4 separate regions of the Homo sapiens genome follow, and regions 2, 3 and 4 are each linked to region 1. Evidence: read pairs that join two places in POLR2A ChIA-PET (ENCODE). Cell type or tissue: MCF 10A. All regions are shown on one strand. Each heading gives the region's core, and the rest is flanking DNA. Links, peaks and the distances in the headings are about the cores only.

What was found. ChIA-PET counts read pairs that join two places held together with the same protein. Peaks named below come from ENCODE experiments on the same cell type or tissue, not always from the same donor. Only the 100,000 strongest peaks of a DNase experiment are listed, where the experiment ranks them.
Region 2: POLR2A ChIA-PET joins it to region 1 with 15 read pairs; 5 of 35 experiments call an interaction of 5 or more read pairs at or near these places.
Region 3: POLR2A ChIA-PET joins it to region 1 with 14 read pairs; 22 of 35 experiments call an interaction of 5 or more read pairs at or near these places.
Region 4: POLR2A ChIA-PET joins it to region 1 with 10 read pairs; 2 of 35 experiments call an interaction of 5 or more read pairs at or near these places.

What each region holds. Positions count from the first base shown.
Region 1 is chr12:91,775,211-91,782,858 of GRCh38, forward strand. No RefSeq gene overlaps it. Among named protein-coding and RNA genes, the nearest start is that of LINC02404, 96 kb to the right of the region's middle. RefSeq lists an enhancer at 3,114-4,313. In MCF 10A, for the core only: no CTCF peak of the experiment used is centred there; DNase peaks (open chromatin) are centred at 2,581 and 3,921.
Region 2 is chr12:91,719,418-91,727,065 of GRCh38, forward strand. No RefSeq gene overlaps it. Among named protein-coding and RNA genes, the nearest start is that of LINC02404, 150 kb to the right of the region's middle. In MCF 10A, for the core only: no CTCF peak of the experiment used is centred there; no DNase peak of the experiment used is centred there.
Region 3 is chr12:92,131,065-92,138,712 of GRCh38, forward strand. The region is part of intron 1 of LINC01619 (long intergenic non-protein coding RNA 1619); the gene reads right to left. Among named protein-coding and RNA genes, the nearest start is that of LINC01619, 7.9 kb to the right of the region's middle. RefSeq lists enhancers at 1,534-1,603, 3,948-4,007. In MCF 10A, for the core only: no CTCF peak of the experiment used is centred there; a DNase peak (open chromatin) is centred at 3,997.
Region 4 is chr12:91,927,889-91,935,536 of GRCh38, forward strand. It overlaps LOC105369901 (a long non-coding RNA gene), which reads right to left. Exons shown (of 6, transcript XR_007063580.1): 5 at 1,334-1,463. Among named protein-coding and RNA genes, the nearest start is that of LINC02404, 56 kb to the left of the region's middle. In MCF 10A, for the core only: no CTCF peak of the experiment used is centred there; no DNase peak of the experiment used is centred there.

The DNA.
Region 1 (7,648 bases), core at 1,535-5,534:
TTATACATGTGGAATGTATAGTGCAATCTCTAACTCACGAGAACAATTCAATAAATGAAAACAACTGGTCGGGCACGGTGGCTCATGCCTGTAATCCCAGCACTTTGGGAGGCCAAGGCGGGCAGATCATGAAGTCAAGAGATTGAGACCATCCTGGCCAACATGGTGAAATCCCGTCTCTACTAAAAATACAAAAAAATTAGCCGGGTGTGGTGGTGCACACCTGTAATCCCAGCTACTTGGAAGGCTGAGGCAGGACAATCGCTTGAACCCGGGAGGTGAAGGTTGCGGTGAGCCAAGATCGTACCACTGCAATCCAGCCTGGTGACAGAGAGAGACTCCATCTCAAAAAAAAAGAAAAGAAAATAAAAGAACCATATGTGTAGAACTTGATAAAGGTTGTGGATAAAATGATTAATAAAAAGTTATAGTGTATAGACTATATTAGGATCTTGAAGTTTTATTTTGGTATCAGCATCGAGCTGCCATGAAATGACTATTGACCTGTCCAGGTGGCATCTTTTTTATGCTTGTTGGTGTGTATAAAGTCTGCTAGTAAGAAATTAGTTGATTCCGCCCTATAAACATTTTTAAATAAAATTAGAGATTGCAGGTGTCTAACAGAATGCATTGAGCACAAATTCTGGTGTTGGCTTAGTAAAAAGATTGTGACTTTGACTTCAGAGAGAGGCAAGTTCAGTTCTTGCCCGAACCACAAAAACAGCTTCCTAACCTTGGAGCTTGGCTCTTATAATCTCAGATCCTCTCTTTTCTTATCCCTAAAGTAACGATGATAATACCTCCTTCTAGGATTAGAAAAAAATAATAAAGTTTTATACATAATAAGCACATAATAAAGTTATTGTAATGAATTTAGTTTCTAGAGGTTATTATTATACATTTAAAATAAGAATGTACTTAATGTGGATTCAGATGCCACAGAAAAATAAAATCTGAGTTCACATGTAGCTGAATGCTTGGGTCACTAGAAACACTAATCATAGAGCAAGGTTCCCCACTATTGCTAAAGCAGTGGATCATCAACCACATTACAAGTTAGAAGAAGGGCATTACCCTCCCCTGCTTGCTCTTCCTTAATGTCAAAAAACAATAAATACATAGAAGAGACTGACATCCATTATCCTCTGGCCAAAAGAATCAAGCCTTCCCTGCCTTTTCCTGCTTTTCTAGTTTCCTTCAAATTTCCCTCCAAACTGATCTTAAAATTGCAACCAACCCTGCTCTCTGGCTCTTATCGCTTCCAGTCTAATATGCAATTTACTTTTCCTTTTGGTATTTATTTTCTGTGTTCTCCTCACAAACATGTAAGTTCCACAAGAATACAGATTTTTATTCACTGATGTATTTCAAATACCTAAAACAGTGCCTAGTATTGAGTAATATTTATTGAATATAGAAATAAAGTTTTAGTATTGTTTTGCAAAGATTCTATTTTGAAAAAAAACAGCACAAAATAGTATTTTTGGGCTGAATTCATAAAAATTATTGAAGACATTTTAATTAATGATAAATTAGCAGTTTAAATACAGTAAACTAAAACAAAGCAAGCCTATCTTTTTCATTGTTTTGAGCTCTTGATTTTGTTTTTACCTAAAACTGCTTGTTTTAGTTGAATCATGCTCTGTTTTCCTTTGGTCGTTCAGCAGTGATGTTTTCTGCACACAGGTCTTCAAATAGCTATGAAGAACTTGGTTGTGTGTTTGACTATCTTTTTTCAATTAAATTTCCTCAAGAACACAGTCTTTCATACATGTCCTGCTCAGGGAATAAACTTGAAGTTCTGCAGCCTTTTTTTTTTTTTTTTTTGAGACAGGGTCTTACTCTTTTCCCCAGGGTGGAGTGCAGTGGCGTGATCTTGGCTCACTGCAGCCTCAAACTCCTGGGCTCAAGCAATCCTCCCATCTCAGCCTCCCAAGTAGCTGGGACTACAGTCATGTGCTGCCATGCCTGGCTAATTTTTTTTTTTTTTTTTTGTAGAGATGGAGGGGTCTCACTCTGCTGTGTAGGCTGGTCCCAAACTCCTGGGCTCAGGTGATCCTCCCACCTCAGCCCTCTAGTAGCTGGGACTGCTTGTGGGAGCCACCATGCCCAGCTAATTTTTGTATTTTTTGTAGAGATAGGGTTTCATCATGTTGCCCAGATTGGTCTTGAACTCCTGGGTTCAAACAATCCTCCCACCTCTGCCTCCCAAAGTGCTGGGATTACAGGTGTGAGTCACCATGCCCAGCCGAGTTCTATAACCTTGAGGACTGTAAATACCTATAATATTTGGCCTTCATCACACAATGGTGTATTTTAAAGAATGAAACATTTAGGGTCTCTGCATAGCTTCACAGCGATGACCTACACCAGGGTTTCTCAAAGTAATGTCCAGTAGTTCCCCTTATCCAGTAGCCTTGATTTTACTTTCCAAGACTTCAGTTACCTGTAATTAATCACGGTCCAAAAATATTAAATGGAAAATCCAGGAGTAAACAAGTCGTATGTTTTAAATTGCGTGCCATTCTAAGGAGCTGATAAAATCTCCCAACGTCCCCACTCCAACTTGCTCAGGACATGAATCATCCCTTGTCCAGGTATCCATCTTGTACTCACCACATGCCTATTAGTCACTAGTCACTGTCTTGGTGATCAGATTGACTGTTGAAGTATCTCAGTGCTTATGTTCAAGTAACTCTTATTTTACTTTTATTACAATAGATCAATTTTATTACTAGTTAATGCTGTTGATCTCTCACTGTGCCTAATTTATAAATTCAATTTTATCGTAGATAGGTAGGAAAAAAGTAGTATATATAGAATTTGGTACTATTCAAGGTTTCAGGCATCCGCTGGAGGTCTTGAAACATACCTTCTAAGGACAGGGGGAATAATGTATATGCAAATCACACGGGAATATTTTAAAATGTACTTTGTGAATAGGGAGAACTGGGGTGCAGCCCTACATACTGCATTTATAATCAGTTCCCACTTAATGCTGATGTTATTGTTTCAAAAAACACCTTTTGAGTAGCAAAAGCCCAGATGACAATTTCTTATTTGCATTAGCCTATTTCCTCCTCAGTTGAATTTCAATTTGATTTCTCAAAGGGCAAAAGGGGAAGAACTTATACACATATGTTTCATAGTTTAAAACCTAAGTCTGGTCACATTTTTACTCAATGATATTAAGTATAGATTTCAAGTTTGCATACAGTAGCATTTACTATAAAATAGGAGAATGTTACTTTTTAGGAATAATCTAAGGACAGGTGTAGATGTTATTTTTTAATGAGGTTCAAATTTAGCACTGTAATGAACCTCACTGAAAAAGTAAAGCAGGAAATGGCAGATTTGTTTTGATAGAAACCAAGAATTTTAAGTGTGTGTTGGCTTTACACTGTCTTTGAAACTGTGCTATGAAAACACAGGATCCAGGAAATGAGCCCAGCCAAGTGATTCCACTCTCTAAAGATGTCAAAGTCGGTTCTCTGCAATATCCAAATGTTCCTCTTTTGGAAGTGAAATGAGGAAAGGCCTATATAATTTCTAGCTGAGTAAACGAAGAGTGCTTTATTCTCTTATAAATCAGTTACAGTCCCTTAAATAAAAGCATGCTTCCTCCTGAAAGCAGCTGAAAGTTTCATCTCTTTAGAAGAGGCTTTGTTTTCTCTGAAAATGGGCAGGGGGACTAATTAAATTAATTTTTCTTTGTTCCTTTAAGAAAAATAAACTTAAAGAAACGGAGTATCTGGGTGTGTATGTGGAAGAAAGTGACTAGCTCTGATGACCAGGCACGTCACAGTTTCTTGTTTTGACTCAAGAATGATAAAACAGTAATGGCTTTGACCCATTGCCCTGCTGATGTGCTGATATGAGTTTGCCATTGGTCACTGGAAGATCAAGGTCTGCCTTTCTGCTGACCAAGCATTCTCCTAACTATTAGTCACTGTCTTCACTTAGAGCTCTCTTTCATGACTCAGTGCAGCTCTCACATTTGGGCTGGGCAAAACGGAAGTTCTTACTTAATTCAACCTGCTGCAATAAAAATTGAAACAAACACGTCGCATTCTCCTTTTTCTTAAAAATTTTGGTAACATCACTGTGACTAGAGCAGTTAGAGAAACTCTAAAGCAGAAAATAAGAAAATCATTGCTTAATGTGGGATTTCGATGTGGCAGAGTGAGAGTTTTTACGGCTATACTGACACAGAAGCATTTGCCTTTGAAAATGGGTAAACTGAGCTTAACATTTTCATGAGGCAAATTAGATGTAATATCTCAATATCTCATAATTTTCCTCTCAGAGAACATCTGTTTTCTGAAGGAAAGCTGGCAAACCGTGTTGCAATTAGAAGCTGAGACCATTTATAGTGAAGTGAACCTCAGATTACTGAGGTTGACACTCTAAAGCAGGGATTCTTTACCTAGGAATCATGCCTATATTATTACACTCTGAAATCATGTAGGACACTGGTGTAATTTACTAGGAGAGGGGACATTAATTTTCATCTTTGTCCAATGGTTCTGTGATTCTCCAAATAGGTGAATAACCATTTCACTAGTGTCTATCAGCATTTAAAACATTCATGACTTTGAGCTAAATATCCTGTTTCCAGGGATTAATCCTACACAAATATTTATCCTGGTGAACAAGATATTTTAAAATATTATGGCATGTTTATATTATGGAAAACTCTAGTAAGATTAAAAATAATAAAGCTCACTTGGGAAACTGTCTAAGATGTATTAACTTAAGAGTAATTTGTTCATCAGATAATCAATTAAGCATCAACAATGTCAGGCACTGTGTTTGCTACTAGGAATAAAAGTAAACAAATACTGACCTTTTTTATTTTTATGATACTTGAAGTCTACAAGAGATCAATATGTATTTATAATATGTAAATAAAAATATGGGTTAGTGATTGCTTGCAGGTGTTTATTTACATATACTTATCAAAACTCTGGAAGCATATATATCAAGAAGTAAGATTTTAAAATCTGAGACTTGAAAAGGAGATGAGGAGAGATTTTTAGTTTTTTCTTCTATTTTGTTTGATTTTATTAAATACAATATATTACTTTTGTAATACCTCAATGCTTATTTTAACCATTTATTAAAACTCTGGGCTGAGGTAGGGAAATGTACAACATTAAACTGAGTGTTGGCTCTGGTTGTTGCAGTCTTCACAGTAAAAAAACAACACATAAGTTTTGGGTTTTTTTTTTTTTTAATGAGTTTTTGACTGATCTTAAACAACCGGCTAAATTACGTTTTGTATTTAAGATAATTTTGTCCACTAGATCACTATTCTGTTCTTGTACACACAAACCCTCTGGTCTTCAAGAATGTGGCTGACATATCAGATAGTTTATGAATCCACAGTGTCATTTGGTGTGCAAAACACTGACCTTAACCCTTAAAGAATAATCAATTATTGGGGTTAAATCTGCAAGTGTTTTATTTAGTATCTAACCACCAACTATATGCCCTTGAAGAACTTTTCTGGTATTATTTTTTTACTCTCCAAAAGCTCAGGCCTTGATACTTGAGTATTATTTATGTCATATTTTACTTATGTAAGTCTTTGTGTGAAGGCCTCCAAAGATATCGTGCCTATTTTGTGATCTTGTTGTTTATAGACTCTTCTATGAAAGCAAAATATATGCATTTGGCTGAGTACATTTGGAGCCAAGGTAGGGGAGCTGGAATAGAAGAGTCCTTGAATGGTATTTGAGCATTATCTTTTTTAAAGAAAACATTTAAAAAGCACATTAAAAATTACTCTTGCATGTTACTTTAGACAGAGAGATCCCTAACATTCGTTGCTTTCTAATTTTCCTCTCCTTCTGGGGATACAATTGTGTCACACTTTCTAGCCACTTTGTAGTTTGATGGGGCCACATGCTGGTGATGGCCAATGGACTGTGTGTAAACAGATGTGCATTAATTCTGAACCAAACCCTGAACAGAGAAAATCCTTCCATCACACCTTCTCCCCTTCTCCCTTTCCTGGTGAATCTGAAAGCCACACTATAGCCAGAACATGCAGCTATAAGGTGGAGCTGTCCAATAGCTCCTTTGTTAGCCTAGATCTCTGAGTGTAGGAGCTTCATGGATACTAGCCACCTTGGAGAGTGGCATGGATCATAAGCATAAGAAATAGGGCTGTGGTATGTTTGCAACGGAGACTTCAGTGCTGTTTTTTCCTGATGCGTAATCCAGCCTCTTCTGACTAACAGCCATGTCTGTGCCTCATGAAATTTCAGTTACTTTTAATTTAATTTTGTTTAAAATATAGCTTTTAAGAGTCTGATACATACTAGGCACTGTGTTTGGTGCCAGGAATACAAAGATAAAAAATCTCATATTGAATGGGCAAAAACTGGAAGCATTCCCTTTGAAAACCAGCACAAGACAAGGATGCCCTCTCTCACCACTCCTATTTAACATAGCATTGGAAGTTATGGCCAGGGCAATCAGGCAAGAGAAAGAAATAAAGGGTATTCACAGAGGAGGAGAGGAAGTCAAATTGTCTCTGTTTGCAGATGACATGATTGTATATTTAGAAAACCCCATCGTCTCAGCCCAAAATCTCCTTAAGCTGATAAGCAACTTCAGCAAAATCTCAGGATACAAAATCAATGTGCAAAAATCACCAGCATTCCTACATACCAATAACAGGCAAGCCGAGAGCCAAATCATGAATGAACTCCCATTCACAATTGCCACAAAAAGAATAAAATACCTAGGAATAGAGCTAACAAGGGAAGTGAAGGACCTCTTCAAGGAGAACTACAAACCACTGCTCAAAGAAATCAGAGATGATAAAAACAAATGACAAAACATTCCATGCTCCTGGATAGGAAGAATTAGTATCATGAAAATGGCCATAGTGCCTAAAGCAATTTATAGATTCAATGCTAATTCAATTAAACTACATTCTTTACAGAATTACATTGACATTCTTTACAGAATTAGAAAAAAAACTATTTTAAAATTCATATGGAACCAAAAAAGAGCCCATATGGCCAAAACAATCCTAAGCAAAAAGAACACAGCTGGAGGTATAACGCTACCAGACTTCAAACGATACTACAGGGATACAGTAACCAAAACAGCATGGTACTGGTACAAAAATAGACACATAGACCAATGGAAAAGAATAGAGAACTTAGAAATAAGACTGCACACCTACAAGCATCTTATCTTCAACAAACCTGACAAAAACAAGCAATGGGGAAAGGATTCCCTATTTAATACATGGTGCTGGGATAACTGGCTAACGATATGCAGAAAATTGAAACTGGACCCCTCCTTATACCATGTACAAAAATCAACTTAAGATGTATTAAAGACTTAAATGTAAACCCAAAACTATAAAAACCCTAGAACCTACACAATACCATTCAGGACACAGGCATGGGCATATATTTTATGATGAAGGTACCAAAAGCAATTGCAACAAAAGCAAAAATTGATAAATGGAATCTAATTAAACTAAAGAGCTTCTGCACAGCAAAAGAAACTATCATCAAAATGAATAGACAACCTATAGAATAGGAGAAAAATTTTGCAATCTATCCATCTGAAAAGATCTAATATCCAGAGTCTACAAAGAGCTTAAACAAATCAACAGGCAAAA
Region 2 (7,648 bases), core at 1,583-5,582, 56 kb before region 1:
AAGTGAAGTTACAACTTAAGAAAAACATAGAGAATACTACATCATAATTTTGTGACATCCTTCAGCTATGCTGAACGTCCTGGTACTGGAGGGTAGGGATTGGTAGAGTTGATATTGGAAAACCGAGTTCATCTGGAGTCTGTAGAGCGAATGGAAGCCATGGTAAATGTTGAAAGTATCTGAAAAAGTAACAAAATGCAGCCTGAGAAAATGATTAAGAGGTGTTTGAGGAAAAAAAAAAAACACCGTTTTCAGAGATGTAGAGTAAAAATGATGGATAAATATTAAATAAGGAACTACTGAGAGTGAGAGATTGGTCTTGATACATGGTCATACCTTTGTGAAGAGATGATAGAAGAAAAGAAAGGGAGGGATAGAAGGAAGGGAGGGAGGGAGGAAGGAAGGAAGGAAAGAAAGAAGGAAGGAAGGAAAGAAGGAAGGAAGGAAAGAAAGAAGGAAGGAAGGAAAGAAGGAAGGAAGGAAAGAAGGAAGGAAGGAAGGAAAGAAAGGAAGGAAGGAAAGAAGGAAGGGAGGGAGGGAGGGAGAGAAAGGGAAGAAGGAGGAAGTAAGAGTAAAGGGGAGAGTGAAAGAGAGAAGAAACAAAGGGAGGAGTGAAAGAAGGAAGAAAACAAAAGAAGGAGGAAGGGAGGGAGAGAGGAAGAAGAGAAAAGAAAGATGAGGCGAGAGAGAGAATAGGGAGGAAATAAACTATTGGGGAGATACCTACTCTACACCCAATGCTGTATACACAATGCTTTTACATGCACTTTTATTATGTTTTTACATACATTTTTATTTTAGTCCTCGCTAAAACTCTCCGTTTTTAGATAACATTAATGCTCAAAGGAGCTAAGCTTCCAAATATAAACAGAGGTGGAGTAGAGACGATATTTATTTAGAGTCAATCAGCTCCAAAGCCATGTACTGCACATAATTTCAATTCATTTTGTTCAATTGCTTTATACAGGTTTACTTTTTTTAAGTGAAAGGAAGTTTATTAAGAAAGTAAAGGCATCACATTTTGTTTTTATTTAGGCTTTAGTGATTACAGAGCATTTTCACATGATAACTTTGTTGTATCTTTATAATAATCTTACGAAGACATGTCCTTATCTCTATTTTACAAGTGAAGAATCTGAAGATCAAACAGGTGATTTACTTTGTCTAAGGGTGCATACTTATCAGTGGCAGAATAAGGATCAAACCCCTGTCTATGGCTCTCAATTCATGATCCTTTCTATCATCATCCATAAGGAAATCCATCACATGATTTAAAGCATATCCACACCCACACAGTGCCATGTATCTTTTGAATTTGGTCTTCATAAATACTCAGGAAGGAAATATATTTTCTCACCTTTCATACGTGACCAAACTGGCACAGATCTCTACTAAGAATACTATTTAAAAGGGGAAAGTAGATAATAAATTTGAAAATCCAAAGACAGAGGTAAAGATAGAAAGAAATGCTTCTCAGGATATAAAGGGCAATGTTTTTCTTATTTAGAAATGTCATGTCATTCCTTATTCCAAAATTAACTAAAATATTACTTTATGCTTCTCTTCACCACTCATAATTATCCTTTAATTATATTCAATAAGTCAGAAAATATTGAGGCGTTTTTATAGAACAGTAATAAACCCAGTCTGTGACTATGAGCTTAGGTCTTTCACTAGCTCATTAGATGACTCTGAGATAATTTCTTGGCTTCCTTCTCCCTCATCAACTTAATGCTACTTGCCAATATGCCCAGGAAATGCATGGAAGAAGTAGGATGATTGTGAGACTCCTCGTTTACAAAATGCTCTTAGAAAATCTGTATAGATGCCAACATTAGCGTGGAATTCTTTCAACAATGTGTTTTTAAAAGTTAGAAGCAGAATTGAATTCATTTTGCCAGTTTAGAAGATACAACTTTTCTAAAAACACAAACAAAATTAACATTTACCTGAATATTCCAAAATATTCACAGCATGTGTCTGGAACTTTAGATTCTTCTCTATTGTAATATTTAGGGTATTGTATTAGGTTCTCCAGAGTAACAGAAGGAAAGAGGAAACTATGTGCATATATATGTGTGTAGATGCATTTTGCATGTGCATATACACATATATATGCATGATATGTGCCCTTAAAGTAAATTACCTGTTTGGTTTTCAGTTTCTTCACTTGTAAAATAGAGATAAGGACAGATCTTCATAAGATTATTATAATATTGATACCAAACATATTTAGTACTTGACAAAGGTCCAAAGAATTGATAATCAGTAACATTTATTTGTTAGAATAACTCTATAATATTAATGTTCCTTTTATTTTTACTATTCATTAATATTTTACTTAAATCACCACTGATTAATTTTTTTCTTTTTCTTTTTTACTTTTTTCAAACCTTGTGGCATCTGGTGATAAATTAATTATGTAGAGATATATAATTGTATATATAATTAATGTATTTAAAACATATTAATAATATGATTATTCCTATTTTATAAATGAGGAAACTGAAAGAGAAGTTAAGAAGTTTGCCCAACATTCTAGCATGGCCAGGACATGGTGCAAGCTGCCATGATAAAGTTGTTAAGTTTGCCACTAAGGCCAATTTATGCAGCCCTAGCACTCTTGGACAGGTGGGAAAGAGCTTTCAGGTGCCTGAAGCATACCTCTTCTGGAAACAAGAGAGCAGTAGTTTAGTGTATCATAAGGTTCCTCCTCCTATTAAGCAGCAAGATTCTTCAATAGTTGCTATTCTTTACTTGTCATCATCAAAGCTAAAATGCTGGCTAGAGGCCATATTTTATGCAGATTGCTTGAGTAAGCCAGTTTCTATGTTCCATCCACAAGTGGGGCATGGGGAATGTAACACAGAGGAAGAGATGAGCAATACCTGTATTCCACCTCAGCAGTCTGACCACAATCTACTCATTACTTCAGGCCTGACAACCCCCAGTTCTGGGAGGCCTTAGACTTAACCATGTCTGTTCCTACCTTGACATTTGGATGGAGGATTAAAATAGTTCTTTATATAATTGTATCTATGATATAGAAGAATAATATTCTATCATTCATTCATTCATCTATTTACTCAACATTCTATGTGCATAGAAGTTGATGAAGAGCTTTCACTCATAGCTAAGAGCATTAATTTGCCCATTCTATGCCCATTCAGTTGATTAATATGCCCATTGATTTATTGTAGGTTGAGTGTTTATCACTTAGTACTCTACATCCATACAGTTGGTTAACAGCACAGGTTTTATTATTAGACAGTTTCTGATTTTGGCTCCACTATTTTCTAATTATCTTATCTTGAACAAATTTCTTTCTGACTGTCTCTAGAACTCATTGTCTCACCATAAAACAAAGAAAGTAATATTTTTTTCTCATAAGATGGTTTAACGATTAAAGGAGATGATACAAATAAAGCCCCTAACACTATCTGGAACCTAGGTAGCACTCAAGAAAGTATACCTATGAACATTAGTTACTACCTACTTTTCAAAAATCATAACAGTAAGAACACTCTTAGATAAATAAAATAAAAGATAAATTGAGACACAGTCTCTGACTGCAAGAAATTTATGGTATAGCGTCACTAGACCCCTAGTGGTTCTCCAGCCTGGAAAAAATTGAGAGGGAGATTAACTGATCAGAGACCTTGAATATTGACCCAGCTTGCAAATATTTAACAACAGAATGTAAGATTACAGATTAATAGAAATAAAATACTTGGACCTCTAAAGAGATAAACATATGTATAGCAACATTCTGAATGTTAATAAAGACTATTTTTGAATTGGTTGGTAATAGTAAAATGGAAATGGTAGAAACACAAAATATATTGTACATTAGATGTCATAACTCACTTGATTATGAAAGAACACATTCTTCACTAAAAATAAGTCATGTGCATTATCTATCCACTGATGTGCAATGTCATTTAAGACATTCCATCATTCTCTGCTTGAGCACTCTTCTGTAATCTCATGAGGTGTCCAGGGAAGAGACAATGATAGCCAAGACATTAAAATGTAATCAAGATATGCAAATTCATATCTAAATATGATTTGCTAGGAAAAAGAAATTAATCTGGGCATGGTCAAATAAACAATGTGTAATATGGATAATTAATCACCAAATTAGCAGCTGCAGTCCCTTGAGGAAATTATGCAAATTGAAAAGACCCCCATCCACTGACACAATTACACCACTTAATGGCAAACTCTCAACAAAATAACCCTTGGGAACATCACAAAACAAATAGCCCAATCAACCTTAGTGTCCCAAACTCCACTGCAATATTTAATATCATCTAATATTGTTTCTTCCTAGTTTGAGCTTATTCAGAAGGGCTCTATTACATTTTGCTAGAAAATATTCTAATTCTACATCATGGATGATCCATTATGTGGTCTGCTCAGAGTCTAGTTTTCCCCTATGAATCAAATATCTTTTTATTGAAATCTGAAATATTGCAAATGATAGGACTTCATGAATCAAGAAAGACCAATTATGTATTTCCTGTCAGTAACACAAAAGCAAGAAAATATTGATGCACCACCAAAGTGTACCCTCTGAGGCTTGATGTCACCCATTTATTATGTCAGCAGCAAAGAAAGGATTCCTACCCTTCACCAATAACTAATATCATCATCTCAGGCAGGAATATTTTGTCTCCAAGAATATTAGAATGCTGTCCTATGCCTGCCCCTAAAATATATATAGTAAGTAATCCTATCTTTAGTTTCCCTACTCCACCTACATTGAAGTTAATGACAAAATTAGTCTTATAGAACTCTTTGAGATTGAGCCCAAAAGAACTTATTGGATTCCATTGCTACACCCACCCCCCCAACCCCCAAATATGTGATACCACCTCCAGTGAGATACCAAACCTTCCTGGATAGAAATAAAAGATCCTTCGCTTCCAGAAAAGGATTTATTAGATATTTTATTATTATAATTTTGCTGATGAAAAGACTAATCCTAGAGAACAAATTTTATTAGTACTGTGGTTGCTGCTGGTTTTATTGTATGCATCATTTTTAGATGCCATTTATATGCCTGGCAATAAGGCTAGTGATGCCGTGTATTTCATGTATTTTCCCAACCAATCTAATATGCCCAAGGTCAAAAACTCAGAATTGACAAACCTGAGCTGAAGATTCTAGGTCTTCGGAGTCTCCAAGTAGCATGCTACATGCCATGCCAATCATTATGTCAAGTGATACGCCCAAGATACTGCAGCCAAGATCTCAACAGCCAAACTGGGAATGAAATGCAGCTGTGTTGTCCACTCATTTTTCCATGTGCAGAAAGCCATAACTGATATGAAAGCAGATTCTGCTTATACTGCCAATATTCAATTCCTCTGGCTATCTAGAGGACAGGATTGGACCTCCATAGGAGTCAATGCATTACCTTACCCTGAGAAGAGGGAATTGTAGCTTTCACATATATTTTGCCCTCATTCCTTTATTGTGTTCCTAAACTTAAGAGTGCAATAAAAGCCAGATGAGGACTGGAATCTATTTCTCTGTAAAATTGTTATTTAGGAAGCCATAAACAAATGTTATAAACATTAGCAATGGCATACCCCTCTACCCTTGTTAATCAAATGTCCAAGTCTGTCTGCATCTAGAACCACAAACTACTAGTGTTTTTAGCAGTGAAAGTGTTTTCTGAAAGTGGTCAGAAGTCGTCTAATCTAGTGATTTGCAAGCAATCCTCTGCAGAACATGAGGGAGTCTAAAATGTACCCCAGGGGCCACTTTGGAGTGATACAGGTGAAAGGAGTGTCTTTTATTACTCAAAACAAGCCCCTCTCAACCTCAGCTGAGTTGATGTTAATAAGGTGATATTTTGAAAAGCCCCTAAAGTTGGGCAGCTGGTTTCCAGGGGAACCAACATGATTAGAGGGTTGGAACTTTCAGCCTCACCACACCCCCAACCTCTGGGGTTGGGAGAGGGGCCGGAGATTGTCCTCAATCACCAGTGACCAATGATTTAATCAATTGTGCCTATGTAACAAGGCCTCTGTTAAAATCTTAAACTATGGTGTTCAGATAGTTTCTGGGCTGGTGAGCAGGAACTCCTCTACATGCTGGGAGGGCGGTACATCCTCAACTCCACAGGAATGGAGGCTCCTGTGCCCAGGACCCTTCCAGACCTCATGGCTTATTATCTCTTCATCTGGTTGTCCATTTCTATCCTTTAACTTATTCTTTTTAACACATTAGCAATAGTAAGTAAACTTTTCCTGGGTTCATTGAGCTGTTCTAGCAGATTATCAAACATGAGGAGAGAACTTCTGATTTGTAGCCACGTCAGAGAGAAGTTGTGGATAACCTAGATACCCACTATATGAGATTGGCATCTGAAGTGGGAGGCTGTCTATTGAGGGCTGGGCCCTTAATCTGTGGGGTCTACACTAACTCTGGGTAGTTAGTCTGAGAATTAAGTTAATTTGTAGCACACCTAGGTTGGTGTCCTCTGAGAGCTAGTGAATTGGTTGGTGAGGAAAAATGCTACATACACATTTGGCTTCAGAAGTGTTCCGTGAGTAAGTACAGAAGAAACAGTTTTCCCTTATAGTCATCCTATGTAAGTCAATTCCCTAAGGTCACACCTGAGTGACCAGTGTTCCAGCACTTTGTCAGTGCCTGTTGCCACCTTGGTGTTAAATCTTCCCTATGAACCAGTGTAATCTGTGACTTTTTTAATACAAATTCCATCTGTGAATCACCACTATGACCTCTTTCCCAAATGTCATCTTTTAGCTCTTTGGAGTCAGTCAGGGTCAGATATTGATTTAACGAAGTCGATCTGATAATGAAGTTCTCTTCCTGATAAAATTCAATACAGAGAGACAGCATTGTCTGCTCTGACCCTGAAGCTTTGTACCAAAGTGACCTACTGACTTAGCACACCCCCAGTTCATAGCCTCTACTACCTTTCTACAATAACCAGGAATCTTCTGCTTGTTTGAGCCACTCTTGTCTTATTACCAGATCACTCTGATCACTACCTCTATTACACATTTATTATCTCACTATAGTCCTTTGAACCCCATGTATATGACTGGTTTTCCAGTGTCGAGTTTCCATTCTTACTCAAAAACTTTGGCTGGAAACATTAGAGTCCCAGTTCTGCTCCGGTCCACCTGCGTAAACTTAGACTAGCATTGTTTGAAATAACACTAGATTAGATAATTTATAATCGTATATCTATTGCTAAAATTTTAAATTTCAAAATTATTTAAAATCTTAATTGTGATTTTATTGTTGATTAAAATTAAAATATCTGCTCCACTTTTTTGGGTGAGGGGATTTCTGTAAATACAACATGAGCTCATACGTTTGAGTGATTTTTGTTAACTGTATATAAAACCAAAGAAATATATTGTGATTTCTGGACCTGGTTTCAGTTACATTATCTCTATGTTATAATGTAAAGTTGCAAGAAACACCAACCTACAGAGAGTTGCATTATTCAGATGTTTCTTTAAAGTTTTCCTGAGCTTCATACCCTTGAATTTTCTGTGCACTAAGATGTGAAATCCCTGAGCTTTGTGACATTTCTGTGATCAAGAAAAAGAAAATAACAAGAAATCCTATCTAAGGAAGGAGGCAGAAACATCAAAGCAGA
Region 3 (7,648 bases), core at 1,540-5,539, 360 kb after region 1:
ATTACTTTCTCTACACTAATTTAAGAAGGGCAAAGGCATATACATATGACTCACAAATGTATGCAGAAATCTTCCTTTTGCACCATTTCTTGAATTTTACTTTCTTCCTTCCAGTGCTAACTCTGCCCGTCCTACTCTCGCAGCAAGCACATATGTAACACACCCACACACATACACACAAGACTCTATTTTGTTCCCTTGAAATAAATTTCTAGTGAAAGTTCCCACTGAAAAAACAAACTATATTAGACCAGAGATCTGTACTCAAGGTATTGAAATATATTTTTACTCAACAATACCCTAAAAACCTTGAGCTATGAAATAGGCTACTAAGCAACCTCATTTCAATTACCTTTATCGTAACTTGATTGCCTAACATAAAGTGTTACACTAAATGACTAAGGTTAAAAATAACTTTGTCCAACTACACATTTGGATGTTTTAATTTCATTCTACACGGCAGAGTATTTTCCTATCTAAGTTGACAAGTTCAGTGTGAGTAGGTGGGAAGAATAAAAACAAAGGGATACTCATTAAGAAATGAAGGTAGGACTTTTCTCATGAAAAGAGAAGGGCAAAAATACCTTTCAGAGCCAAAGAATCATAGCCAGCATTTTGATAAAGGACAAACTTTGATCTGCATTGATGAATCTGAGAGATCTTCTGGGAGAGATGCCATAGATTATTACAACAAATTATTAGCAGATTCACAAGGCTATAATCACTATCCGTATCCATGGTACCCAGTTTCAAATTAACATGGTTATTTTACTTGTGTTCCCAAATTTAACATTAGGGAATTTTTGGTTGTGGGTCTGTTATCACTAGAAAAATAGATATATTGGTGCTGAAGATAATTTTGAGATAATTAGACAAGACAGTTTAGCATTTACAAGAACAAGTTTGGCAGTTGAAGAATCTATTTATATGACTTAAAAAGAAAAAAAAGGTGTCATGGCACCTGTGGTAAATGTTTGCTTTGGATAAAATTTCTAGATCTGCATGAAACCTCACATAATATCACTATTGCTTTTCAAAGCATAGTTCCTTACTTTTTTTTTCTCATTCATTCCATTCCTCTTTCCCCCACAAGCTTATCCCACCATTTTTAATCAAGTGGCCAGAATTATCTGGTTATTTTTAATTGGGAGCTTTGACAGGGATTCTTTCTTAAACCCAGAGATTTCTGCCTCCTTTTTAGCTTTGCTAAGACTCTCAAGAGTGGGAGAGAATCATATCTGATAGTGATATGGACCCAACATTAACATGCCAAAAGTATTCAATTTTTATGCAGCAAAAGGAAGACAACTTAGACTAGATAGCTACAGCAAATTTCAAAATGGAAGGCGACATTCTTACTTCTCAGGCTGGGGAGCATGGGTGGGGTAGAATTCATGGTGAAATGTATTTGAGAAAGTACCTTTTCATCCATCTTTGATAAGGAAAGTGAAACCAGAGAAATATTCATTTTTATGTCTTAACACCAGGGACTTTCTGTAATGCAGGAATAGGCCAGATACTTGCCAGCACCTTAAAAAAAGTTAAGTGTTCCATGCTGTTTAAGTGACTGAATGATAAAGTTAATGTACCCTTGCTTTTCTCTTCAGTCATATATACAAAAGACCAGGGGCTCTAAATGATAACAAGTCTTTGTACTGTAATCTCAGATTTGGTAAGGAATAGGTGTTTGAGATAACTGAATTTCCCAGGTATTTATATATCAACAAGAAAACTTTTTGTTTTCAACACTTGTCTGTTAGCTTGCCTAGCCATATGTCCTGCCAAAACATTGAGTGCCTTGCTGAACCTGTTCATTATACTGAACATCAATTCTTATTCTATATTTATTGATATACAGTTTTTTTAAAAAATCAGACTTATATTTTGAAGTTCAGGTCTTCTTATAAGCCTGTTTATTATGATTTGCAATTATCTCTAAAAGGGAGAAGAAGGTGTGTGGGGACAGGGCGGAAACTCTGCTGAATTTTCCAGAAATCAAAGTTGTGGTGACTCCTATGGCATGCAATAACCAGAAAACAAATAAAAAGTGGTCAGGAAAATAACTGCCAAAAATCAGGTTGGTTGACATTATAATAGAGTACCCAAGAATGCCAAATTATAATTATATATTTGGGGAGAGATAAGTCTCAAAGGATTTTGGAATTCACTCAACTGTTTGAATGGAATGTTCTTTCCCCAGATATCTCCTGAGCTGTTTCTCTGGTCTCCAAGTTTCTGCTTAAATGTCACCTTATCAGTTGAGGCCTTCCCTGACTATTTTACTTAAAATAGTTCCACTCCAGCAATTCCCTCCCTCCCTCTCTCCTTTTTCAGACAAGATCATGCACAATTTTGCACAACTCCAGGAAGTAACACTCACAGAACTAACACAGCAGCTCTGATCGTCAGCACCTGTCACCATCTAACACAGCATACATATTCTTTGCTTATTTACCTCTCTGAGGGCAGGGATTTTTGTTTGGTTCACTGCTATATCTCCAAGTGCCCAGAACAATACTGGGTGCATAGTAGGTGCCAAATAAATATTTATAAATGAACAATCTGTTAATCTAATTTTGGCATCTTCTAAAGCTCTGGTCTAAGAGTTGTCCCTGACTTTCATATCTTCCTGTCTAATGGGAAAATCAGACATGAATGCAAACAATTACAATGCAACAGGATCAGAAAAGAAACCAATGCTTGGGGAGGTGATATGTATTGGTTAGAAGCTAGTGCTTGATCTTACACAAATCTGGATGCTAGCTCCAAATCAGCCCATAGCTGTGTGACCTTGGGCAAGTGATATAACATCTCTGTATCATAATATTCTCAAATGACAGATGACTATAACAACAAATGTCTACATTTACAGGCTTGTGATGAGGAGTCAGTGAGGGGATGCACAAAGGTACTTAGCACAGTCCTGACACTCAGGAAGGCTGCAGGAAGTGCCTGAGGCATCAGGACAGAATTTTACAGAAGCAGAGCAGCAGAACAGGGGGTTGAAAGCTGCCTAGTGGCACTGGGATGGCTTGCCAGGAAGAGGCACGAATGAAGGAAAAATTGTCCTCAATATGCACAGAGTTAAATGTCACATTGACTTGTCCTGTGCTTAATGAGTGATGGGATTCCTTTTTAAAATGAGGAACAAACCTACTAGTGAAATGAATGTGTAATCAGAGTAGGCAGGAGCTTCTCCAATTGAAAATGGGTTATTAACAAGTCTTTCCACTGACCAAATCTGGCTTTAACCCACGTTATATCTTCACTGATTTGCCATTCTTTCTAAAATGGAGTGTAGAGGGGAAAAAAAAAGCAAAAAGCCCAACTGGTACTGAAATATTATGTATTGCTGTGCTGAGAAAGAAATGCCTAAAAACCACCACCACAGCCCACCAGTGCTTTGACAGCAGAGGTTTTGTTAAGCAGACCACATTGACCCTCTCAGGAAAAAAAAAAACAGTTAATTCAAGATCTGGTCCCAGATCAGGTTCCAAACGAGAACCTGAAAACTACAGGGGGAAAAAGGAGTAAGCTCCCTTTTCAATCACTATCCCTCAGTAGATCCCAAACTCATTAAGAACAGTGTTTTTAGGACAAGACTTTGTCTCTGATTCAAGAATCTTTCAAGACAGTGACACATAACCCTTAAATTGAATCAATTTCACAACGAATTGCACTGTAACTTAGGTCAATATTCTAAATGCTCTCTGGCAACTGATGTTGAGAATTTTGAGAGGAAAAGAAGTACTCAAGGCTAGGACTCAGCTATATAACACTGGCTTGACACTTGTCCCCTCTTCTTATTTTCATAACTCACTATAGAGTGACATAAACAGGCTAAAATGAAAAATAGGGGAGGAGAGAAAGGTATTATGTAAATGTGACATTATCACAATCTTTTTTGATTGATCAAGATTCTAACGCTTAGGCCTAATAATAAACAGGCAATCCTTAGTAAGCTTATGAGTCAGTGATGGGGATATGACTCAGATTTTACTTTAAGGATGAAAAACCCATAGCAAATTGGGCAGGGATGTACTATATTACCAACCCCTAAATCATAACTAGTCGAAAGGCAACGGTTTCTTCTGGAGACAATTTGCTTCATGTTTAAAGTAACCACTGCCGCATGTTTAGGAAGCAAAAATAAAAGTTATAAAAGGAGAGGGAAAACAACTTATTTCTAATTTGAGGCCTGGCTCCACAGCCATATTTCTGAATCAAACATTAAGCGTCCCAAAACGGAATTTTCTGCGGTGGCAAAAATGTTCTAGCTCTTGATCAGGGTGTAGATTATATGGGTGTGCAAAATTCCCTGAACTCTTTGCATTTGATTATACAGATTTTTACATCAACTTAAAGAAAATAATTTAAGTGGCCCATACTTTGAAAGTTATTGTCCAGGAGGTACGTATACTCAAAATGTAAACCTAAAATGAAACTATTTTTTAAATCCTATTTAGGCTGGGCGCAGTGGCTCACACTTGTAATCCCAGCACTTTGGGAGGCTGAGAGGCAGGTGGATCACTTGAGGTCAGGAGTTCGAGACCAGCCTGACCAACATGGTGAAACCCGTCTCTACTAAAAATACAAAAACTAACTGGGTATGGTGGCGTGTGTCTGTAATCCCAGCTACTTGGGACATTGAGGCAGGAGAATCACTTGAACTCGGGAGGTGGAAGTTGCAGTGAGACGGGATCGTGCCGCTGCACTCCAGTCTGGGCACTCCAGCCTGGGCAACAGAGTGAGACTCCGTCTCAAAAAAAAAAAAGAAAAGAAAAGAAAAGAAATCCTATTTAAATAAAACTCCTTTGCAAAAATGACAAGTGCTATATTTTAAAGATATAGAAAATATTCAAGATCTGTTTGAATTGTGCTGTTTCATACACCATGAAAGTGACTCTAATCTAGTAGCTCACAATAAAATCCATCTTTTTATGCCAAACTTTTAAAACGTTAAAGGGTCACTAATATCTGTATCGGGAAAAAAAAAATCAATCTAGCCGTTTGGAAAAACCCAGCCTTTGAGTTCCATTTGGGTCCTTTTTGGACCAACTCCCTGACACCTTCATTAGGAAGTAAACACACTGCTGGTTGCCAACGCTTTAAAAAGAGATAATACTGTTAACAAGGCCTATAAAAGCGAGGTGACCATATGTCCTGGCTGATGCTTATAGTCTGTGTTTAATAATTAACAGCACCCTCTTTTACTCTCAAGAATCACGGTTTGGTTGATAAAATTCTCAAATTTTATCAACCAAAATGGTCACTCAAATGGTTATCAATCAAATGGACACGCTACCTGTAAAGCCCCACGATTTGGCCTCACTCCCATTAATTTCTCTCCATTCCAGTTTCACTGGTCTTTGTCCAACCCCTCCTGTTCACCATTACTCTTGAGCCAGGTTTTGTGCATATTCCTCTCTCTCTCTCGCCTGCCTTCTCCACTTAAACCCCTACTCATTCCTCAGATCTCAGCTCAAGTGTCCCTTCCTCTGGGAAACCTTTCTATGGCAGTCCTATCTCTCTATTAGAGCTCTCAGGACACCACTTCACCACTTCCCTTTTCCTCAGCATGTCTCAGATCCAGCCCAACATTTGTTGGATAACCCTCTCTCTGCCACTAGGTTCCAAGCTCATTGAGGGCAAGCACAGTGACTATTTTTGCAACCCTAGTGCTTATCACAGTACTTGGCACATGGAGGGACTCAACAAGTATGTGTTTAATAAATGAATGTAAGAGATATAGGTGATAGACACAAGACAAAACACCACTTGTATATTAATGACCAGAAAATATCTTAAGAAAGTTAAAAAATAACTGAAAGACTTAAAGGGTAGTGGAAAAAAGTGCAAGAATCTGAGAGGGAAAAAGAGCTTGTATCTAGTGATATTACCTAAGAGCTCCATCCTTAATTGTAACAATGACTACCGGCTTGAGAGAGAGAAATATTCCTGACAACACTGGCCACCTAACCCTTGTTTTAATGGGTTCCAAACTCTTATTCTTACATCACAATCTTAAACATTATAGGGGCACACTGACTGACTTATAAGGCTACACACATAGGTTCAAGCATGGCCTGAACCACACACGAGCTTTAAGATGCAAGACTTCTGAAAGGGTCAGAGGCTGATTTTCCCTAGAAGTCTCTTCAGGTTCAACAAAGAATGGGTCCTTTGTTTCCTATAGGATTGCAAAATAAATTAGCACAAAGCTCTGCTGGCTATCTACTTCCCTGATGTAAACCATAATGCTATACAAGCCCAACAGCAAGCTATTCAATGAGGATATCTGCACACAGAAAAAGCAACTTGAGTATAAACTAAAAGAATCCGTGATCACTGACTCATTTATGACTGGCTAGGGGAAATCAGTTACATTATTAGTGATTCAGGCAAACATTGCATCAGGTTACATCACAGGAAGAAACTCAAATTCAAACTGACAATTTATAAAAAGGCTGCTTTTCTTTGCAGTAAAGGAAATACTCACACCACTCTAGATTAAGAAGATTGAGAACCACTGAGTTCTGTTTAAAAATCACTGTTTGAAAATCTCTTGCAAAAGCATGGCCAAATACCAATGGTTTGAAGGACTAAAAACCCTGGGAAAAGTCAACTTCATATAGCAAAGGGTTGTTGTGAGGATTAAAAAACATAATGGAAGCAAACATGCTTTGTACAGGGCTACATTGCTATATATGTTCGGTTGCATTACTCCATCTCTCAACTTAAGGTGTCTTCAATATAGACAAAGGATCTGAAGGACTCTTTTTTTACTGAGAAAATAGCTCTGAAAACCACAATGTTAGGCACACAGCTCAGGAAAGCTCTATAAAATAAGATGCAAGGCCTGTGTTGTCTATTTCCATCCTTCACAATGGAAAAGCAGTTCATTTTCCTTCCTATATTATTGTATTTCAAAAACGCAAGTACATTTCTTGCAGCTATAGGCTAAAGCAATCTTTCAAGAAACTCCTAACAATCATACTATGATCAAATTGTTAAAACACACACACACACACACACACACAAGAAAACAATCAGCTATATTTTGTTGGCCTCCATGATAGAGTATTCAAATTCCAAGAATCCAAACATTCACTAGCTATATGATTTCATGTTTACCTTGACAACAAATGACTTGTCTCCATTATTACACAAGGAATGATGGGCTCAGAGAGGCTAAGCAACTGGTCCAAAGTCACAAGTTGGTACAAGTCAAGATTTCAACTTATTGGTCTGAGTCCCAGACTAGTATTCTTTATGCTAAATTCCAACTGCCTCTCAAAGAAAGGAGCCTAATTGTAGACTGCTATATGCCTCCGGAACATAGTGAAAGAGTTTCAAGGCTGAAAATAACCAAAGATGGCCAACTCACAATGAGAAGTTAAAATACATGTTCCAACAGTGTAAAAGAAGGTAGATAAATCATGCATCACAATGTAACAATAGTTAAGAGTTTGGATTCTGTGATCAGAAAAGCCTGAATTCAAATTGTGAATTAGCTGTTTACGAGCTGTCTGGCTTTAGGGTAAATTACTTAAGCTCTCTAAGCCTCAGTTTTCTATCCATAAAATGAAGATAAAAAATACTGACCCACTTGCCAACCTCATCCAGTTGTTGGAAGGTCAAATTAGAA
Region 4 (7,648 bases), core at 1,604-5,603, 150 kb after region 1:
TGGCAGTTATTTTTTCAGCACATTTCTAATATTATTCCACTGTCTCTGGCATCCTTTGTTGCTACTGATAAGTTAGCTGTCAGTCTAACTGCCACTGATTTGAAGCTATAGTGGACTCTGTTATGTGCTGCTGTTATCCCTTTTAGGGACTGAAATTACCCTCAAATACTGAGAATGCTAGAAATTGGTCTTAATGGAAGAGAGCCACTTCAACCAAATTCATGTCCCATTCCTGGAGGCAGGAATCTGAATACTTTTCTGATTCATAAACCAGGTGATATGAAAGGCCGCCAGCTTTGAGTGGGAGCCAGGGCAAGAAATGACTCTCCCAGCAGCAAGTCTAGGCTGTGATGTAGATGGTTTTGCCATTTGGGCCACTTGACTCAGCAGAACCTAAATAGTTAGAAGTTCAAATCCCAGTAGGAGTATCTCCTTTAGAGTTCTGAAAAAAGGTCATGCCTTCTGTAGCAGAGAATTATACCCTTTTTCAAAAACTGCTTAAGTGTGATAATTGGTACTGGAAAGGCTAAGTGCCTGACCATGATGCACAAAGTGATCTCAAACCCAAAACTTCTCAATAGGAGCTGGGTTCTACCAGACACACCAAATTGGACAGTTCCAGAAGTTATCCAACATGTGCTGGAAGAGAAATATCTGGGATCAAAGCCAGGGCAGGGCCAGAGGTACAAATGTAAGGCACAAGAGGTGAACCCATGTCACTCATGGTGATTCCATTCATGATTCTTCCTACCCCAAGCTGATGAAGGGGGAGGAAAGTCAAGCTTGATTCATAGATGGGCTGTCTCATGACCATGAATGTGGGTCAGTATGTGGGTATAAGCCAAAAATGGACTTTGGCTACACTACATTCCCATTAAGCGATGGACCTTGAAGGTGAGGTCTGTGAGGTGAAATTATTCCAATGGGCAGATCTTCAGGCAATAATATACCTCGTTTTCTTTATGTGGAAAGAGAAGTATCCTGATATAAAATATACATAGGCTCAACCAGTAGCTTATCTGGTTAGTTGGAGACTTGGAAGAAGAAATATTAGAAGATCAGGTATCAGAAAATGTGGAATAGAAGCATGTGGATAGAACTTTGGGCCTGAAAAGAGATCTTTACATTTGCATTATATGTTACCACTACTATAGAGTATCTTCCAAGGAGGAGACACCAAGCAACCAAGTACAGAGAATAACTTGGACAGTTGACATCAGTCAGCCTCTGTCACCTGCTATCCTAGAGCTGGTACAATGTGTTTGTAAATGTAGAACAATGACGACAGAGAAAAAGGCCCTGCACTGACCCACAATTATGGATTTCCACTTACCAAGGTTGCTGCTGAATGTCCAGCCTGTCAGCAACATTGATTAATGTTGATCCCCTTATACAGCCTCATCCATCGAAGAATCAACAATCCACTTAGTGGTATAAGTTGACTTCATTGAAGCCCTTCTACTCTGGAGGAAACAAAGATTCATTTTGAATTGCCAGTGCATATTCTGGATGTGAACTGAATTTCCTACCTACAAGACTTCAACCAGAACTACTGTTTAGGGCTTATAGTTCCAGCCACTTAATTGGATTCCCATATAACATTGCATCAAATCAATGAACCTACTTTATGACTAAGGAAATAGGGTGATGGGCAAATGCTATGAGATCCACTGGACTTATCACATATCACCCACAGGGTGAAAGACTGAGAGAGTGACATAAATGCTGAGTGGTCCAGGGGATTTGAGGAAACCTAGGATACGAGTTCAGGGGAGCCACATTTTATTTTCATAGGGTGTGGGCAACGCTATGGACATTGCTAGAAAATTCTGGTACATTCCTAAAGGCCTGGCTGGTACAGTTAATACAAATATATCAAGGACAAGGTTAACACCAAAAGACCAAGCAGAGGTAGTAGGGACCTGATAGGGATGTGTGGACCAAACACACTTCCAATGCCATGATGATTGTACATTCCTGGGATGGGGGGAGGCAGTGGGGAGGGCCAGGGCCAGGAGAACAGAGAACAGCCCTTGTAGGTAGTTTCACCTTTGAGTTAATGACCAAATTCTGGGTGGAATTAACAATTCCACTGAGTTTCAAATGTTTAAACCAGAAGAGACCATAATAGCTTTCAGTGACAAGATTAAGAGGTTTTTAACAGCAGCAAAAATGGGGGTGCCAGGGCTAAATAGAGCTCAGTAATATAAAAGGTAAAGTTATGTTAATATTTCTTCACATCTGAGCTGTGACTATTTCAAAACACTACACAGGCAAACTTTTTACATGTGGGTGCCCTAGCAAGTAACTTTCAGAATTTCCTGGGACCTGACTCAAAATTAGCCGTCATAGTCTATTCTCATCCCTTGGTGGAGGGAGGAGGAGGGAAAGAAGAATTCAACTGAAGAGGAGAAGATAAATTCACCTTACTTTAAAAGCACAAATCAGTTTTCTTTTACTTACCATTAAAATATTATTTAATGATTCACTTATAGGTACGGGCACCTTCATAAAATACTCAAAAATGCTTCAAAACTGACTCTCATACATGATTGACAAGAATGTAAGACTGCTCCATCACTGTAGAAAGCAGTTTAGCAGTGCCTCAATAAAGTTAAACACAGAATTAGCATATAACCTGGCAAGTCTACTCCTAGACATATGTCAAAAATAATTGAAAATAGGTGTGCAAACAAAACTGTTTACAATAATATTCATGGTAGCACCATTGATAATAGCGTAAGGGTAGAAACAACCCAAATGTTCATCAACAGATAAACGGATAAACAAGATGTAGTACATCCATATAACAGAATATTATTCAGCCATAAAAAGGAATGTAGTTCTGTTAAATGCTACAACACCAGTGAAGCTTGAAAACATGCTAAAAGTAAAAGAAGCAGACACAAAAGGCCACATAGTGTATGGTTTTATTTATTTGAAATATCCAGAATAGGCAAATTCATAGAGATAGATAGCAGATTTGTGATTTCCAGGGGTTAATTGGGGAAGTAGTTGGAAATGATAGCTTAAGAGGGTACAAGGTTTCTTTTTCATGCAATGAAATAGTTCTGGAACTAAATAATAATGATAGCTGCATAATATTATGAATGTTCTTAATGCTACTGAATTGTATGCTTTAAAATAATGGAACTTGTAAGTTTCATGTTATGTGTAGTTTTTCTACAATAAAAAATTATACAAAATTCAATTAATAGGCACTTTCCTTGTTCCCCAAGATCATTTTTTGTCTCTGAGAAAGTTTTCTGTAGTGTTAACTGAAATGGGTCAGTTCTTCCTTGTGGGAGGCAACCCAAGACTCTGATTGCATTGTGTAAAGTTGGTCAGCTGTTTTACAAGGCAAACACCTGGCACCAAACCCTGAGCTCTTTAAAGAACTGCTAGCTAAGCCTCTTCCCCAGGGTAAATTCAAGGAGAAGTGCTATGAGTCTGAGCTTGCCAGATTCGTGTGGGCCACACCCAGAAGTTAATAAGTTGTTCCAAACTCTACATGCCCCATCTTAATCACTAGTTCTGCTCCCAGTTTGTAGGTTCCCATAATCATGTGGCTGCTCGAATGAGAACAGCAAAAACCACTTACAATTTGGAGATGAGACAGAGTCCAGAAAGGGAAGAAAAGTCATGAAAATATAAATTTAGCTTGAGGTGTACCATGAACAGAAGGCAGAGACCTAGAATTAGGCCTTGTTCTAAATTTCAAAATTGTCAATATAGTGGTGTCTCTGAAACAGTCATTCGGGTGAGGAAAACTCTCAAGTAGGGGCTAGACTCCATTTCCATCAGTACAGGGAACTGATCAAAGAATTCAACATTTTAGGAATTTAAAACAGCAGATTCTTTGGTCTAGCTGATGACAACTGGTCAGAGCAGCTTGCCATAACTTAAAGCTGAGAAAACCAACCTGTGAGTAGCAAAGAGTAAAAACTACAGTTACCTCTACCCAAAAATAACAGTTAAAAGTACTAGCTTTTAAGTTAGAAGCAGGTCAGCAGTCAGCAGTAGAAAAGTACAAGTACTGAGAGGTAGGCAGGAGCCAGATAATATAAAACCTTCAAGTCTGAATTTTCTTCTAAGTACAATTAAGAGATACTGCAGTGTTTTAAGCAGGAAATTTTATGTCATCAAATTTATGTTAATAAAAGATCACTCCCTCTGGTTGCAGTGTAGACGATGGAAGATTGTAGGAATCTGAGAACTGAAGCAAGAATAACTGCCAGGACAAAAGCTAGATGATGGTGGCGTGGACCAAGGGTAAAATAATAGATGAAGATCTAGAGAAGTGGATGGATTCTAAATGTATTTAGGAGCAAAGTCTATGGAACATCCTGGTGGAATAGCTTGTTCTTTAAACTTCCCTCCTTCCTTGAAAGCCATCTTTAACAGCACATTTACAAATAAGAAAAAATCTAACACTTTAACATTGATGGCCCTCTAATATTATCTCTCACTGTTTCCTGTTCTATATCCAACTCTCTGTAGATATATACTTGCATATTTGGCTTTCCTTCTCTTTTTTAATCTTAAGACTTTACTTAATATATCTTTTAATTAAGGCATAATGTTTATATACATTACAATGAAGAGAGCTTAAATGTACAGTACAATGAGTTTTGACAAATGACAAATGTGTACACTCATGAAACCCAAACCATACCAAAGAGAATATTTTCAGTAACTAAAAAGTTCCCTGTCCTCCTTTCTGATCAACCCCAATGCCAACCACAAATGCTATTCTGATTTCTTTCAATGTATATTAGTTTTGGATTTTTCTGAATTCTGTACAAATACATTGATACATAATGCATCCTTTTAGTTTGGCTTCTTTAGCTAAACATAATGTTTGTAGAATCCATCCACATTTTTCACATGTCAGTGGCATGTTCCTTTTTTATTGCTGTGTAGTATCCCATCAAGTGAACATGTCACAATTTGTTTATTTAGTCTCCTGTTGATGAATACTTGAACTGTGTCCCGTTTGAGGCTACTATAAATAAAGTTGCTATGAATTTTTATGTACAAGTCTTTTTGTAGATACATGTTTTTATTTCTTTTGGATAAATATTTAGTGACAAAACTTGGGGGTCCTGCAGTATGTGTATGCTTAACTGTATAAGAGATTATCATAGCTTTCCAAAGTGGTTTTTTCATCCTACACTCCAACTATCAATGTATGAGGGTTCCTATGTTTGCCATTTTCTTTTCAATTTCGGCCATTCTAATTGGTGTGAAGTGATCCCGCATTGTGGTTTAATGTGACAACAAGTGATGTTGACCACATTTCATATACTTTTTGTCCATTTATATATCTTACTTTGTGACTTTCAGGATGTTTTCCTATTTTTATTAGATTTTGTCCTTTTATTATTGATGTGTAATGGCTATGTATTCTAGATACAAATTCCTTATCAGATGTATGTTTTGCAGAGATTTTCTCTGTTTGCATTTTACCTTTTTCATTTGTAATGTCTTATGGTGAGCAGAAATTTTTAATCTGAACAAAGTCGAATTTATCATATTTTTTCTTAATATTAGTGCTTTATGGAGTCTAAAAAGTCTTTGCTTATCCAAGTAGGCAAACTGTTGATTCTTTCTTATAGAAATTAACAGGCTGCTTCTAAGGTTACATGAAAATGCAAAAGATTTAAAATATCCAAAAATGATCTTAAAAATGAAAAGAAAATGTGGAGACAAAAGCTACTTATTTTAAGACGTACTACCAAACAACAGTAATCAAGACAGGATAAGTGCAAGGACAGACTGATAGATCAATGGAAAAAAAGAGAGTCCAGAAATAAACTCATACATATAAGGTCAACTGATTTTTGACAAGAGAGCCAAGACAATTCAACAGAGAAAGGAAAGTCTAATCAACAAGTTATTTTAGAATGACTGAATAAATACATGAAAAGAATGAATATTAACGTTTACCTCACACCACTCAGAAAAATTTATTAGAGATGAATCATGCAGCCACAGATGAAAACTAAAAATATACAACTTTTAATTTAAAAAATTATTTATCTTCACCTACATTTTTCTCCTCCCTATCATTTTCTTTGACAGATTACCCATACTTCAAAGCTGAGCTCAAATGTAGCCTTCTTCATGAAGCTTTTATGACCATGCCTGTCAGAAATAAGTGCTCCTTCTTCTAACTCTTACAACAGTTTCTTTGTGCTGTTGTAAACATTGTACTATGGTCAAGTGTGTGCATGTGTTTACATGTATACATATCACAACTGTCCTTCTAAATGCTGTGTTCCTTGACAAGGTGCTATTCTTCACTAAATCCCCTGAACCATGCAAGAGGATATACATCCAACAGACTGTGCAATGGTGTATGGTAAAACATCATCCTGCAGAGTACACCAGTACCTGCAACAGGGTCTAGGAAACCATCAATAAACAACTGATTGCAAAGTTGTAATTCCATACAGAAGTATTGAGGAAAAAAGAAGGAAAGGGAGGAAGATAAAGAGTTGCAGCTTGCTTATCGGATAGAGAGGGGAACAGTAGGATATAGAGGCAGATCAAATCCAAATGAATTTTAGTAAGTATGTCAATATACATTTACACTCTTGCTGGTAAATTTCTAGCAAGAACATATTGTCAAAATTGGACAGGACCTTTGTGTAAACAACTATAAAACCTTTATCAAAACGTAATGTGATCTCTGTAAGTTTTTCTTTTGATGCAATCTAAGAGCATTCATAAATAACACTCTCTAGAGAAATCAATTGGTAGTAAATTTGACCTTCCCCTAAATGATTTTCTACATATGTCTATTCACAGCAAACATCTATGAGACCAATATTGTGAATAATTTTATTACCATTGTCACTACTGAATATTTTGCTCTGAAAGACTCTCTTACTCTCTCTCTTTCTCTCTCTCTATATATATATGAATACACATACATTTTATAAAATGAATAATTTATATTTATTTAAAAATATATTATTACTTTGGTACTTCTTGCATTGTCTCAAGCAAGAATACAGTCAAGAAAATACTCAGGTTCATGTCTCACCCTGATTCAAAAAAGATTTTGGCATGACAAAGAAACAGCTCTAATGAGCAAGATGAAATGGGAAGACAATAATAAGTGACTTTTCTAAATTGCTCAAATTTTTAATTTTAGTTGAACAATATAATGAAGCCCATTAAAATCACAGCTTATTTGTGAGACTACATTTATAACTTTCTCAATAGACCCCTATTTATTCTCTGAAATCATACCTTTGTTTCAAAGACTGAATCATCCTGGTTGTATCGGTATCTTAGGATTGTCTCTTTTTCTTATGAAAATATATTTGCGTTCATAGGTAAGATATTTTTAAATGAACAAATAAAAATAATCTAAGAATGGCTGCTGCTTTATTGTCAAGGTACATTTATTTTACATGCAGGCTCTAAAGTACTTAGAAGAATAAAGCTATTACTGTCTTGTTATTGTTACCATCGCTACTGTTAATAAGATTCTGCAGAAACACTAGACTAAAGGGCAAGGCCATCATTAAAACTCTTGATGTGATTTCACACACTCAGCCACCTTACTGGTAACTCCCTCTTCCTCCCCCAGACTTGGTTTCTCCTTAATTTGCAGCACAACCCAAGGTTAACAGGA